Linked DNA regions of Mus musculus: all the other regions are linked to region 2. The links are chromatin contacts, found by POLR2A ChIA-PET in ENCODE. All regions are on one chromosome and are shown on one strand. The core of a region is the stretch at or near the end of the contact, and the rest is flanking DNA. Distances in the headings are between cores, read along the strand shown. Region 1 holds the start of Hexim1 (hexamethylene bis-acetamide inducible 1). Region 2 overlaps Nmt1 (N-myristoyltransferase 1). Region 3 holds the start of Hexim2 (hexamethylene bis-acetamide inducible 2).

The links. ChIA-PET counts read pairs that join two places held with the same protein, here RNA polymerase II (POLR2A).
Region 1: POLR2A ChIA-PET joins it to region 2 with 28 read pairs in embryonic stem cell. The contact joins the promoter of Hexim1 here to the enhancer-like site in region 2. POLR2A ChIA-PET finds 5 or more read pairs at or near these places in 4 of 5 experiments (Patski and embryonic stem cell).
Region 3: POLR2A ChIA-PET joins it to region 2 with 10 read pairs in embryonic stem cell. The contact joins the promoter of Hexim2 here to the enhancer-like site in region 2. POLR2A ChIA-PET finds 5 or more read pairs at or near these places in 4 of 5 experiments (Patski and embryonic stem cell).

What each region holds. Positions count from the first base shown.
Region 1 is chr11:103,114,613-103,118,798 of GRCm38, forward strand. Hexim1 (hexamethylene bis-acetamide inducible 1) reads left to right here and starts at 1,713. Exons shown (of 1, transcript NM_138753.2): 1 at 1,713-4,186. The coding sequence starts at 2,310. The coding sequence ends at 3,380.
Region 2 is chr11:103,039,592-103,043,705 of GRCm38, forward strand. It overlaps Nmt1 (N-myristoyltransferase 1), which reads left to right. Exons shown (of 12, transcript NM_008707.4): 2 at 3,577-3,685. Among named protein-coding and RNA genes, the nearest start is that of Gm42090, 6.0 kb to the right of the region's middle. Within about 2 kb of position 1,746, at least 1 of the 3 ENCODE cell types and tissues checked has a DNase peak (open chromatin) inside an H3K27ac peak, as active enhancers do.
Region 3 is chr11:103,130,755-103,135,072 of GRCm38, forward strand. It overlaps Hexim2 (hexamethylene bis-acetamide inducible 2), which reads left to right and starts at 2,605. Exons shown (of 3, transcript NM_027658.2): 1 at 2,605-2,703; 2 at 3,281-3,387. The coding sequence starts at 3,325.

The sequences.
Region 1 (4,186 bases), core at 463-2,962, 75 kb after region 2:
GCTGAGCTGGCTTTCCAGGTCTTGGCTTTTGTGTTTTTGACAGAAAAACCGTATTAGATGACGCAAGGAAGACCCGCTCTAGTTACAACTGCCTCTTCGTTGTCAGGTGACCTTGGATAAGTCACTTGATTTCTCCAAGGCGCAGAGCTTTCCTATAGCTAAAATGGCGGCTAACTCCTGCCCTACCTCGCTCACATGGCTGCGCTGGTCAAATAGTTTCATGTGTAGAATCTCACTCCATTATGGCTGGAATGTAAGGAAAAAGAAGAATGGCTCACTGGGTACTCAGGCAAAGGGAGAAGTGGCAATTACGCCAAGGGGATTAAAGGGAGTTTTTCGGGTCCTTCTAGTAGGGGAAAAGAATGTGAATCCCTTTTAAGGGGGAGTAGAACCCCCACTTCACCCCCAATGTACCCTACGGCCCTGGGTCAAGCACACCCATTTCAGGGAAGGCCTTCAGCTTTCCTTCTCGAAGCCTTCCCCCCAACACACACACACACCTCATCTCTGTGGATGACACCCCCTTTTTTCGGGAACGCATAGATTTTTGGGTTCCTCCCCAACACAGACTTCGCATCAATTGGCCCAATCTCTCCAGAGTATCCTGGCTAGGGAAAGGTTTGCGGTATCGGAAGCGAAGAGGCCAAGTCGACCCCGGGAGGCCATTTTCTTCGGCAGAAGCCGAGGTTCGGGGCGAGTCCTTCCTCCTCACCACGCGCTTCCCATCCGGGCTCAGGCGGAGAGCTCGGCCGCGGAGGACCACTTTGCTTTCACCTCTGGTGCGGAGATAGCTCTTGGCCTGGGTGGCTGCTCTCACCTAAGGGCCTCCAGGATAGCCTGAGGACCGACGTCACTCAGGACTCGAACCCGCCCTCTCAGTTCCTGAGGCCTAGTCTGAAGCTGATGCTCGGCAGGCCACCACACTGTCCCTTTAAGGCGGCACTTCTTAATTCATTTGTTTACTTCTTCATGCGCTTTTCGTCTTTTTAATAAATAGTTGTCCAAAATATCCTTCCGCTTATCTCTCTCCAAGAAACCCATCACCTACCTCAGAGACATTATTGTAATTTTAAGAATCCAATGTCAGTAATCACGACTAACAGCTCTCTTTATAGAATTTAATCCTCTTTTACACTTTAGGGACTACTTTTTAGGGACAGACCATTTTTGCATAAGTTGAAAACGGTTTATGGCCATCAGAACCTTTCCGCTGAGAACAGAATATGACAGTAGATTTTCAAACGCACCTTTTAATAAAAATATTCTGTATAAGCTCCCAAAGGTCATGGAATCTTCTTGTATTCCTGAAGCACAATGGTATGGTCCAGAACCCGCCCCATCTCCTCTGTAATTGGTCTTCCTTCCTCGGAGAGACGAATAACTCTTGCCCAATGACTGCTCACGTTTCTTCAGCGAGAGCTAAGCGATGGAAGAAGGCGGCCTGGGAGACGCCCCCTACGCATTCTATGATTGGCTACGTTGCACGGCGCGCGAGGACGGCGGGCCCGAAAGAAGGGAACTACGACTCCCGGCTGCCCCACACCTGGACTCCGTTACGCATGCGCATGGGCGGGGCTTACAAGCTTCTATATATAAGAGGCGCCGAGGGCTTGGAGACAGCAGTTGGAAGTTGGCAGGTGGAAAGTCAGGTTGGGAGGGGAAGCCGGAGGAGGAGGCGGAAGAAGAGCTGTCTGAAGGGGGAGGGAGGGAGGGAGGAAAAGAGGAGGAGGCGGAGGAGAACTGAGCGGAGCATCGAGCCAGAGGGGAGATGAGTTTGTCTGTCCTCGGCTAAGGCTCCGGCCCGGCCTGAGGAACTGGGAGCTCGGGTTGGAGCGACACCCGTGGAAGTGGGAGGTGGCGGCTCTGGGACTTTAACCCCTTGTGGGCTCTGCGGCAGGGGATTTAACCCTTTGTGGATTCGGCCCCTCCGAGGCAGCGTCATCGGGTAGTTTTAACCCTTTCGGGTTGGGTTTAACCCATTGGACTTAAACCTCCTCTCCTTGCGCACCAACTCCTCGTCTGTGGGAGCACTCGGCGGGGAGGCGTGAAGCCCACCCCTCTGCATATTTGCATACGGTGCCTGCTGCTGAACCCCCGGACCTGCTAGTTGGCCACGCTTGTGTGCGCTTAACCCTTTATTGACTGGACTCCAAGTTGCGATTGGAGTTTGCTGACAGGACGGACGGAAGGCGTCACTGCAGAAATTACTGACCGAAGAGGACTTTGTTGGACATATTTTGAAAAGAAAGAAAAACCTCTTTCCTTAAGCCAGAATTTCTCAAACTTCCAGAAGAGAACTCTACTAAGCCATGGCCGAGCCACTCTTGACAGAACATCAACACCAGCCTCAAACTAGCAACTGTACAGGTGCTGCTGTTGTCCATGAAGAGCATACCTCTGAGCGCCCCCCAAGCGCGGAGGAACGGGTGCCCAAGGAGGACAGTAGGTGGCAATCGAGAGCGTCCTTGCAGTCCGGTAGCCGTCCAGGGCAGGAGGGAGAAGGGGGCCTGAAGCACCAGCTGCCCCCATTGCAGACGAATGCCTGTCCAGAATTGAGCTCCCTGGAGAAGGGCGAGAAGGGCCAGAATGGGGAGGACTTATCCACTGGCGGTGCCTCCCCGTCGGCGGAGGGAGAGCCGATGTCAGAGTCCCTCGTGCAGCCAGGTCATGACTCGGAGGCCACCAAGCAGGAGGCTCCTGCCGCCGGAGGCGAGGAGCCATGGGGACAGCAACAGAGACAGCTGGGCAAGAAAAAACATCGGAGACGCCCCTCAAAGAAGAAGCGGCATTGGAAGCCCTACTACAAGCTGACTTGGGAGGAGAAGAAAAAGTTCGACGAGAAGCAGAGCCTGCGAGCTTCGCGGGTTCGAGCCGAGATGTTCGCCAAGGGCCAGCCAGTTGCGCCCTATAACACCACGCAGTTCCTCATGGATGACCACGATCAGGAGGAGCCTGATCTCAAAACCGGCCTTTACCCCAAGCGGGCAGCCGCCAAATCCGACGACACCAGCGATGAGGATTTTGTGGAAGAAGCTGGTGAGGAAGACGGAGGCAGCGATGGCATGGGAGGGGACGGCAGCGAGTTTCTGCAGCGGGACTTCTCGGAGACGTACGAGCGGTACCACGCCGAGAGCCTGCAGAACATGAGCAAGCAGGAGCTCATCAAAGAGTACCTGGAGCTGGAGAAGTGCCTCTCCCGCAAGGAGGACGAAAATAACCGGCTGCGGCTGGAAAGCAAGCGGCTGGGAGGCGTCGACGCGCGAGTGCGGGAGCTCGAGCTAGAGCTGGACCGGCTGCGCGCTGAGAACCTCCAGCTGCTGACCGAGAACGAACTGCACCGGCAGCAGGAGCGAGCGCCTCTTTCCAAGTTCGGCGACTAGACTGAAAACTTTTGGGGGGAGGGGGCAAAGGGGACTTTTTACAGTGCTGGAATGTAACATTATATACATGTGTATATAAGACAGCGGACCTTTTTATGACACATAATCAGAAGAGAAAATCGCCCCGGCTTTGGTTTGGTAAATTTAGCTATGATGTTGCTTGTGTGCTTTCTCCTGTTCTTTAATTATGTGAAACTGAAGGGTTGCTTTTCATGTTTTCCTCCTTAGATGTTGTTTCTTAATGTGCAAGTAATCTGACCAAGTTATAATGCATTTTTCTGTTTTAAAAAAAAAATCCCCTCCTTAAGCGGAGCTATAAGGTGGCCAAATCTGAGACCCATTACATTCATTCTAGTTATAATAAATTTAATGTTTGTAAATGTAACAGTTTCAGTGTGATTTCTAGAGATTAAAAATCGTGCTGGTTTGTGTGACTGCACTTTTGAGGTGGGGTACCAAGATTGTTAAATTTATCTATTTGCAAAAATACTTGAATAGAAGAAATTCAGTTTGTTCCCTCCACCCCCACCAATGGGTTTTTAAATTTTCAAAATACAGTTCAGGTAAAATGTACTCAATGTTGTGCCTGCTTCCTAATGCTGGGGAGTAGAAAGTGGCTACAGGCAGCAGCTTAGCTTGCGCACCTTGATGGCTGTTCAAAAGAGTGCTAACAAAAGTATAAGCCTGATTTGGCAATTGTTAGATAACGAAAAGCCTCATTTCATCTCCACAAGTCAATTTTTCAGTAATCCTGGCTTCCGTCCTAACCACCCCACAAAATTCCAATGGAGTTCCTGTTTGCCTAC
Region 2 (4,114 bases), core at 496-2,995:
GATCTTGGTAGCTTATGAGTAAGTTATTATAATTGCCTTGAATAGTACTAGACTCCTTGGTGTCTCTTCGGATTCAGTTGTCTCCCTTTTGGGGGATGTTGTCAGTAAGATCATGACGCCGCTGTGTGTTCTCATAGTTGTGGCTTAGTACCTCAGTAGAATGAATTATAAAATGAAAACATAAAGCCAGATGTGGCGGTGCATGTCTTCGGTCCTAGCACTTGGAAGGTAGAGGTGGGAGGATCTCTTTGAATTGTTGGCCAGCCTGGCCTACATAGAGCGACTGTCTCAAAACAAAACAAACTCTACTATCAAAACCGGAACAAGAGTATATCCAGTCTGTGGTCTTTCCACAGAAATGAGGCCCAGGGTGTGACAGTGCGAGTGGCCTCTCTTCTGAAGAGGCCCGGGAGGGTAGACAGGCTGGCCGACTTTCTTTGATGGTTTCATTGTCTAGTCCTGGCTAGTTTGGAATTCCCTCTGTAGACAGAGTATATTCCTGTGTACAATCGTGTTTAGTAAATGTCCCATTGGTAACTAACATGCATTGCTTTATTTATTTTATTTTATTTATATGAGTACACTGCCTCTGTCTTCAGACACACCAGAAGAGGCAACAGATCCCATTACAGGTGGTTGTGAGCAACCACTGAGCCATCTCTCCAGCCTATGCATTGCTTTTTATACCTGTTAATGTCCCATTGGGAACTAACATGAGTTGTTTTTTTGTACCTGTTCATTTGTGGGGTTTTATTTTTTTTAGATATATTTATTTATTATGTGTAAGTACACCATAGCTGTCTTCAAACACTCCAGAAGAGGGTGTCAGATCTTGTTGTTAAGGTTGGTTGTGAGCCACCATGTGGTTGCTGGGATTTGAACTCAGAACCTCTGGAAGAACAGTTGGTGCTCTTAACCACTGAGCCATCTCTCTAGCCCCCTTATTCGTGGTTTTGAGACATGGTCTTGTAGTGTAGTCCTGGCTGGCCTAGGACTCCCTCTGTAGACCAGGGCAGCCTTGAACTTGTGGCAGTAATTCTGCATTTGTTTCCCAAAGATGAGATAGCACACCTGGATGCATCATTTCTTTACTTTTTTTTTTTTTTTTTTTTTTTTGGTTTTTTGAGACAGGGTTTCTCTGTATAGCCCTGGCTGTCCTGGAAATCACTCTGTAGACCAGGCTGGCCTCGAACTCAGAAATCCGCCTGTCTCTTCCTCCCGAGTGCTGGGATTAAAGGGGTGCACCACCACACCCGGCTTATCTTTTGATTCTTTTTCCACAGAATTAAGTAAAAAATAGTAGTATGGTAACTCCTACCCAGGACCCTGATGGTTTGTTCTATAAACTGATATGAATGACACACGATAACTGTATTTCATATACCTTTTCAATGCTACACATAATTCTGAGACTGAAACAAATATCTCGGAGCTGAGACCTGAGTTGTAACGGGCTCTGCATGGGACTCTTTGTTGGTGAGTTACTGCGAGGCAGGTCTCTGACTCAGGAGTAACTGTGCCTCCTAGTCTTCGCTGTGGCCTTGGAGGATCCGAGCATCTGGTCTTAAGAGCTTTGCCTTTTCCATCTCTGAATGTCCCCAGCCCCACTGTGCGTTGTGCCGTCTGTGTCTCATTAATAGAGCTCTCATTAGGTGCATTTGTGTCCAGACTCGACAGCCATATGCTCATCTCAGATAGAGAACTGTCAGCCTTACGATGGCTCCCTGCCTTCAGCATCCCGAAGTCAGTCCCCTAAATGTTGGGGGAGTAAGGGGAGATAGAGCTGAAGAGCTGGTGGGATGTGTCTGCCAGATCCATCTCCACCCTCTTTTCCTGGAACACACCAGGGAAGCATTCTGCCCTGCGCTACAGCCTCAGCCCAAGAAATGGAAGTGTGTGATAACAAATCACTTTCTCTGTATATATGTACACTCACTACCACAGATAGCACTTGATCAATTGCTATAAGGTGGCATTAATACTCAGATAACCACAAAGGACTTTGAAACCCTGAGCTACTTTTTTTTTAAATAAAATAAAAAATTAAATTAAATTAAATTAAATAAAAAAAAAAAACCAGTGTCCTATACTGTAGCTCAGGCTAGCCTAGAACTCTTCTGGACTGGCCTGGGACTCGGGAGCCACCATGCCTTTTATTTATTTATTTATTTATTTATTTATTTATTTATTTATTTAAAGATAGTGTCTTGCAATGTTAGTCCTAGCTGGCCTGGGACTTGCTATGTAGACAAGGCTAACCTTGAACTGAACTCAGAGACCTGCCTGCTTTTTACCTCAGCCTCCTGCATGCTGAGATTAAAAATGTACACCACCATGTCCCTTTTACATTGTCCCCACCCCAGCCTCCCACGTGCTCTCACAGCAAGGCCGTGATCCCACGCTGGTCTCATTTGGACATTTTAACGTGGCTGGGAAGCTGTCTTGCCATGACTTACTGGGGGAAAAGCAGCCTAAGGCCATCCCTCCCTGCTTCCATGCACACAGAAGTGTCGTCCGTCTGTGGCAGGAGTAACCGCGGGAGACTGTTGTGTTTGAATGTCCCCGAGATTACTAGTTCTGGGTTTGCCGTCAGGGACCGCTCAGGCTTGCTACCTGATGTGTAATTCAGGCCCTTGACTTTCGTGACCGTTTTGGGCATGGGCTGCAGAAATGTCAAGCTATCCTCTTCTTCCTCGTGGTCTCTTTTCCTTCCATACTCTCTGCTGCTTTATGCCTAGTTGGACAATCTGAATAAAAGTAGTACCCTTGGAGAAGTGAGGACAGAAGATTCCCAAAAGACTGCTGCTGTCTTTTGGCTGTCCTTTTCGATCCAAGGCCCTGGGGACGTGGTAGTCCCAGCACAGTGTTGAGAGATACCGTGGTCTTCAGTGCAGCTAAAGCTCTAAAATAAGTCCATACCCCCTCACCTCCCAAAAAAGGTATTATCCAGCTCCCAGAAGGCTGAGGCAGGAGGATTGCTATAATTTTGAGGCCGGCCCAAGACACATACTAGGTACCAGGCCAGAAATCCTATCTTAGAAAAAAGAAGAAAGGACTGGGATTGTGGCCCAGGTGGTAGAATGCTTGCTTTGCAGGCAGGAAGCCCCATAGGTTTGCGCCCCATAAACCAGGTGGGCAGAGCGTCTGTAATCTCAGCAATCTTCGGGTGAAGCAGGAGGATCAGAGTTCAAAGTCATTGCTGGAGGTCAGCCTTGGTTGCTTGAGACTGACTCTGTTTCAATAAATGGATGGATGGATGGATGGATGGATGGATGGATGGATGGATGGATGGATGCAAGAACAGAAAAGGCCCTTTGAAATAAATAGGACATGCCTTGCACATGTCTCCTCCCCGGGGAGCTGAGGGGTGGGAGTGGAGAAGGGAGCTGTGCTTGCTCATGTCCTCCAAACGCCCCCTGTGGGAGCTGGATTCTCTAGTCTGCTTCTGAAGCAGCCAACAGACTTGATTAAGGAAGGTCTGCTCTACACAAAAGCCTTTTGTCAGTGTGGTTTAAAGCATTTGATTTTTTGTTTGTTTGGTTTGGAACCTCCATCCGTGTTTACTTTGTCTTACAGTGGCTTGAGTCCAGCCAATGACACCGGAGCCAAAAAGAAGAAAAAGAAACAAAAGAAGAAGAAAGAGAAAGGCAGCGACATGGAATCCACCCAGGACCAGCCCGTGAAGGTAACCTGGAGGCAGTTTTCTTAGGACTGAGGAGTTTCGAGGTATATGTGGAGAACAGCTTAAGTGGCTCATCTCCACTCTTATTATTTAAAGATGGGAGCCACCCAGCACTGTCTGTCCTCTGTGCCTTAGACTTTGTTGATGAAACTGTGCTCGGTACCTTAAAGAGGCCCGCAGGTTAGACCCGACTCCCCAGCACAGTACCCTCTGTTGCAGGTACATATGACATGCGTAAGTGCAGGGTCCCATGGAGTAGGAATGGGACAGTCCCCACTTCACGGAGCAGTGGCTCTTGGTCTTCTGGATCGTAAGTCTCTTGCAGCCAAGCCGATGACCAGAACTCAATCCCCTGGACTCACATGGTGGGGTCCTACACACACACAGAGAAGATAATAGTTAATTTAAAAGGCATTACAGAAGTGGTTCTCA
Region 3 (4,318 bases), core at 1,355-3,854, 92 kb after region 2:
CCTGACAACAGGACGTTTATCCCCGGACACCCAGGTGGTAAGAGAACAGACTTACAAATTCTGACCTCCACATGTATGCATATGTAAACACAAAGGAAGTAAATAAATAATATTGGGTTTGGTGGTACCTGCCTACAATCCAAGGACTTAGGAGGCGGAGGAAGGAAGTTCAATGCCAGCTTAAACTACAGAACGAGTTTAAGGTCAGTCTGGGCTATCCGAACCCTGTCTCAAAGGAAAAAAACAAGTTGATATACTAGCTCATACCTGTAAATCTAACACGTGGTTGAGGCAGAAGGATTACTCTGCCTAGGGTAGAGTAAGAAGTCTCAAAAAAAACCCAAACCAGTCAATAGTGAGCAGGTATTTCTGTTTGTTGTTTTGTTTGCACAGTAGACTTTAAAATTTTTCTTCAAACCATGAGGTATGGAGGGAAAAATTAGTTATAGCTAGGAAGCTCTCACCCCATTTAGGACTATTCAAGTTTCACTAGTAGCCCTGGCTGGCCTGAAACTCTCTATGGAGAGCTGGCTGGCCTCAAATTTAAGAGATCCACCACATCCAGCTGGAAAGACTTTGTTTTTTTTATTAATACAAGGGGCAGTCCTTCAACCCTGAAGAAACTTTCCCGGGTCCTACTGTTAAAGCAAGGGCCTAGGAGTTAAGACCATCTATAACTAGCAGTAAAATTCATTACAAGGTACTCACAGGTATCAATGGCTAGTTAACCACCTACTTCAGAGCCTTACCTGGGCACAATTTTAACTGACAGCTCAACTACAAAGCTATCATTTGAAGGTGTAGTCTGGAAATCTTTAAGAAACAAGTTCAGTAAGAGAGCCTTTTAAATGCTGGCAGTGCTATAATGTTAGGTTGTAAGTTTATTCGAGGTCTCCCCTATATCCTATATAACACATAAAGTAGATCAAAACTGCCATTTCTACTTAAGTACTTTCTGCATCTACAGAAGAGATGGCTTCAGTAACAATGAGACAGTGGCACAGAAAATACTCTTTTTAGTTTGTGGAACAAGACTTTAAATGGGACATGGTGTAGGCTTACAAAAAAAAAAAAAAAAAAAATCACATCGGAATTAACTCCCTTTGCCCTTGTAGCACAGCCTCTTCGCCCCTAAGTTACGGCTCAGATTTCAAAATGCAAGCAGATGTTTTTGAAGTACCCGAAATGGGCCACTCCGTTTCTATTACTGGACTGTAGTGACTGAAATTATTTTCTTTCCCCCAACCCTTCAAAGGGCATAACCCCATCCCTTTGGCGTGAAATTTTGAAGTGGGGCGACACACTTCAGGAGTTTCCAAAAGCGGATGCTGACGTTCGAGGTCAGGCCATTGGGAGAGTCGGGGCTCGATGGGAGAAATCTTGAGGGCAAGAGAGCTCAGAAATTTCCAAGCGCTAAGCTCGAGCTTTCCACGTGCCCAGATCTAGTTGGTCCCAGGGGGAGTTGGTGGCTGTTATAGAAGTTAGAGGGTTGTTGCTTTTCGCAGCCCTGAGAAGTGGGATGGACACGGTGTATGGGGGTGGGGAGGCGGGTGCAATCCGGCCGGGCAACCTCGGAGCCTCCAGCTCACTAGCACTGCTCAGGGCATGCGGCCAGAGTTGCAACCTCGGCCCGTCCCTGCGAGCCAGGGTCTCCAACTGGCGTCGCGCCCACCTCGTCCTTCAGATGGGGGTCCGGCTACGCCGGGCCTGGCCGCCATACCCGGGATGAATGGGGGTGACGAGAGGCCTTGGGCAGACCTCGGCCTCAGGATCACGTCCCGGTGGAAGCACAGCAGAGGGGAAGCCGTCTTACTGGCCTCTCCTCTGCTGGGATCCCGGGAAATACGCGGTAATTACCCCAAAAGGCCGCTCTCAAAGGCGAGGCGGAGAGGCTGCCGGGACGGTTTGAGGACTGGGCTCGGCCGGGGAGACGCCAACCTTCACCCTTCCCAGCCCCCGACCCAACTCCCCGCCGTCTCCCGGCGCCGCCACTTCAGGCAGCCCACTCGGCCCGGCCTCTCCCCGCGCCCGGACCACCCCCCATGGGGTGCTCTCACTGCGCAGCGAGTCCCTCCGCTGCCTCCTCCCAGCCCAAAATGGCGGCGGCGGCGGCGGCCCCCGAGCTGCTCGTCGCCTTCCTCAAGGCTAGGGAATCCCTCCGCGCGCAAGCCCCGCCCCCGCGACCGGATCTCTATTTCTCCCTGGTAAAGCCTAACGCCATCAATGAACTCTTTAATTGAGCTCTGACAGGGCGGGTCCAGTTGTGCTTCCGCACAGCTAGTTGTTGACAAAAGTCGGGAGACTGGCAGACAAGCGACCCAATCAAAGAAGAGATCGGTGAGCGCGGGACGTTCACGCAAAGGCAAATAGGTTTTTTTTTTTTTTTTTTTTTTTTTTTTTTTTTTTTTTTTTTTTTTTGGCGTTCCTGGGCATGGTTGTTGACGTAATGGGAGCTTGAAAGTATCCTGGGCAGCTTTCCTAGGGTGGAAGAACTACAACCCCCAGCAGCCATTGCGCTGCCAGGCTGTCCTCTTCGCCCCTCCACCTCCCCCCCCCCCCATCTTAGGGCTTTAGCGGCTTGGCCAGAGCTGCTGCTACTGCAGCAAGAGATAGGGCAGAGGCGTTGAGACTCTCATGGACAGGCGGTCGCACAGAAAGACACACAGAGGTAGTGGTGTACACTAAGCCCTTGACAGCAAATAGGTCAGTCCCACCTTCGTTAAATCTCCCTGCCAGGACTTTTCCCTCCTCCAAGAACTCCATTTTTACTCCCATTGAATTTTTTTTCTTCTTCTTTCTGTCAGCTGCATGTAGTTTGAAGACTTCTTCCCTTTAGCTCCCCGTTCCTTGAGACAGGAGAGAAGCCGTCCAGGCCCTGTAGACAAAAAGACTTCAACCATAGGCTCTGACCAGGTCCCAACCTAGAGAGATTGAAGGTGGTCAAGATAGGGGCTTCCAGGAGCTACAGACCCACCCTCTCCACAGCATCCCCCAAGCAGTGTCCTTTCTGGGTGACAGAGCTCAGGCCTACCCTCCTAACTGCCAGCCTGTCTTTACTTATTAGGAGAGCAGAGGCCCAGGGCCTCTGCTCTCCCACTTGGTCCCTTGCTGGCTAGCAATGTGAAGACTAGAGTATGGAAACAGCCTTCCGAGTCTTCACTTGAAAGTGAAGGCCATGCAGGTCTGGGGCCACAAAATGGCTGCTGCTGCTGTGACAAAACAATTCCTGACCAACCAGCTTCTGCCTAAGGACTTAGGTTTCTGTTGTTGTTCAAAGCAGGTGACAGTAGTTAAAGACATCATCTGCTGCAAGAGTAGGAGAAGATGGCCACTGTGAACCATACCAACTGCAACACAGCGTCACCAGCTGCTCTGGAGGAGGCCAAGGTAAGTACCCACCCTCCCAGCCACCTGAAAGCCCTAAACGTGGGGTCAGATAGCTGAAATCCTAGGGCTTTTGTTGTTTTGTCTTGTTGGTTGGTTGGTAGATTTAGAAAACCAGTATTTTATTTTATTTTCGTTTGTTTGAGACCTTGAGGGGGGAGGTGGGGGGGGGTGTCTTTCTGTGTATCCCCAGCTGGCCTCGAACTTGCAACAACGTTCTTCTTCAGCCTTCCAAGGGCTAAAATTACAGCCTGCACCACCACACCCAGCTAGAAAGCCAGTGTTTTAAATGAGTCTGTACTGTGCTCTGGGAAGTAGGCCAGAATGTGATTCAATGATGGCTCATGAATTCCTAAAAGCCCTTCAAGGTAGATGTTATTTCCAGTGGACAGAAGCTGAGGTTGGAGAGCTGCACTACCTTTTCCAGAATCAGGCAGCCTGTGAGGAACAAAATTCCACCTTACATTTAGGGTCTTCTGATAACAGTACCTTGTCTCTCAATGACAAGTGACCTCAAGGACAAATAACTTGGTTAGAGATTTTGCACTTAAAAAAAAATTTATTTTTTCCGGGCTGAGAACCAAGAATGAGTCAAGACAAGAGATTTCGGTGTACAGGTTGACAGGCAGGGCAGGAAAACCTCAGAGGAGAGGGAGAAAGCGCCTAAGTCCTCAGTAAATGGCAACTTAGTATGTGGGCTGACAGCAGGAACCCACAGAGTCCCAGCCCATGCTGGCTCTCGGTGGCCCTTATCCATCACCACACTTCCAAAATAGCAGAGAGCCAAACATCAGAGAGTTGGTTTCTGTTGTTATTGTTGTTGTTGTTGTTGTTGTTGTTGATTTCACAATGCTAGGAATTGAACCCAGGGCCTTGCCAATGCTAGAAAAGTGCTTTATCATGGAGCTACACCCCAGGCCTTTGCTGTTATTGT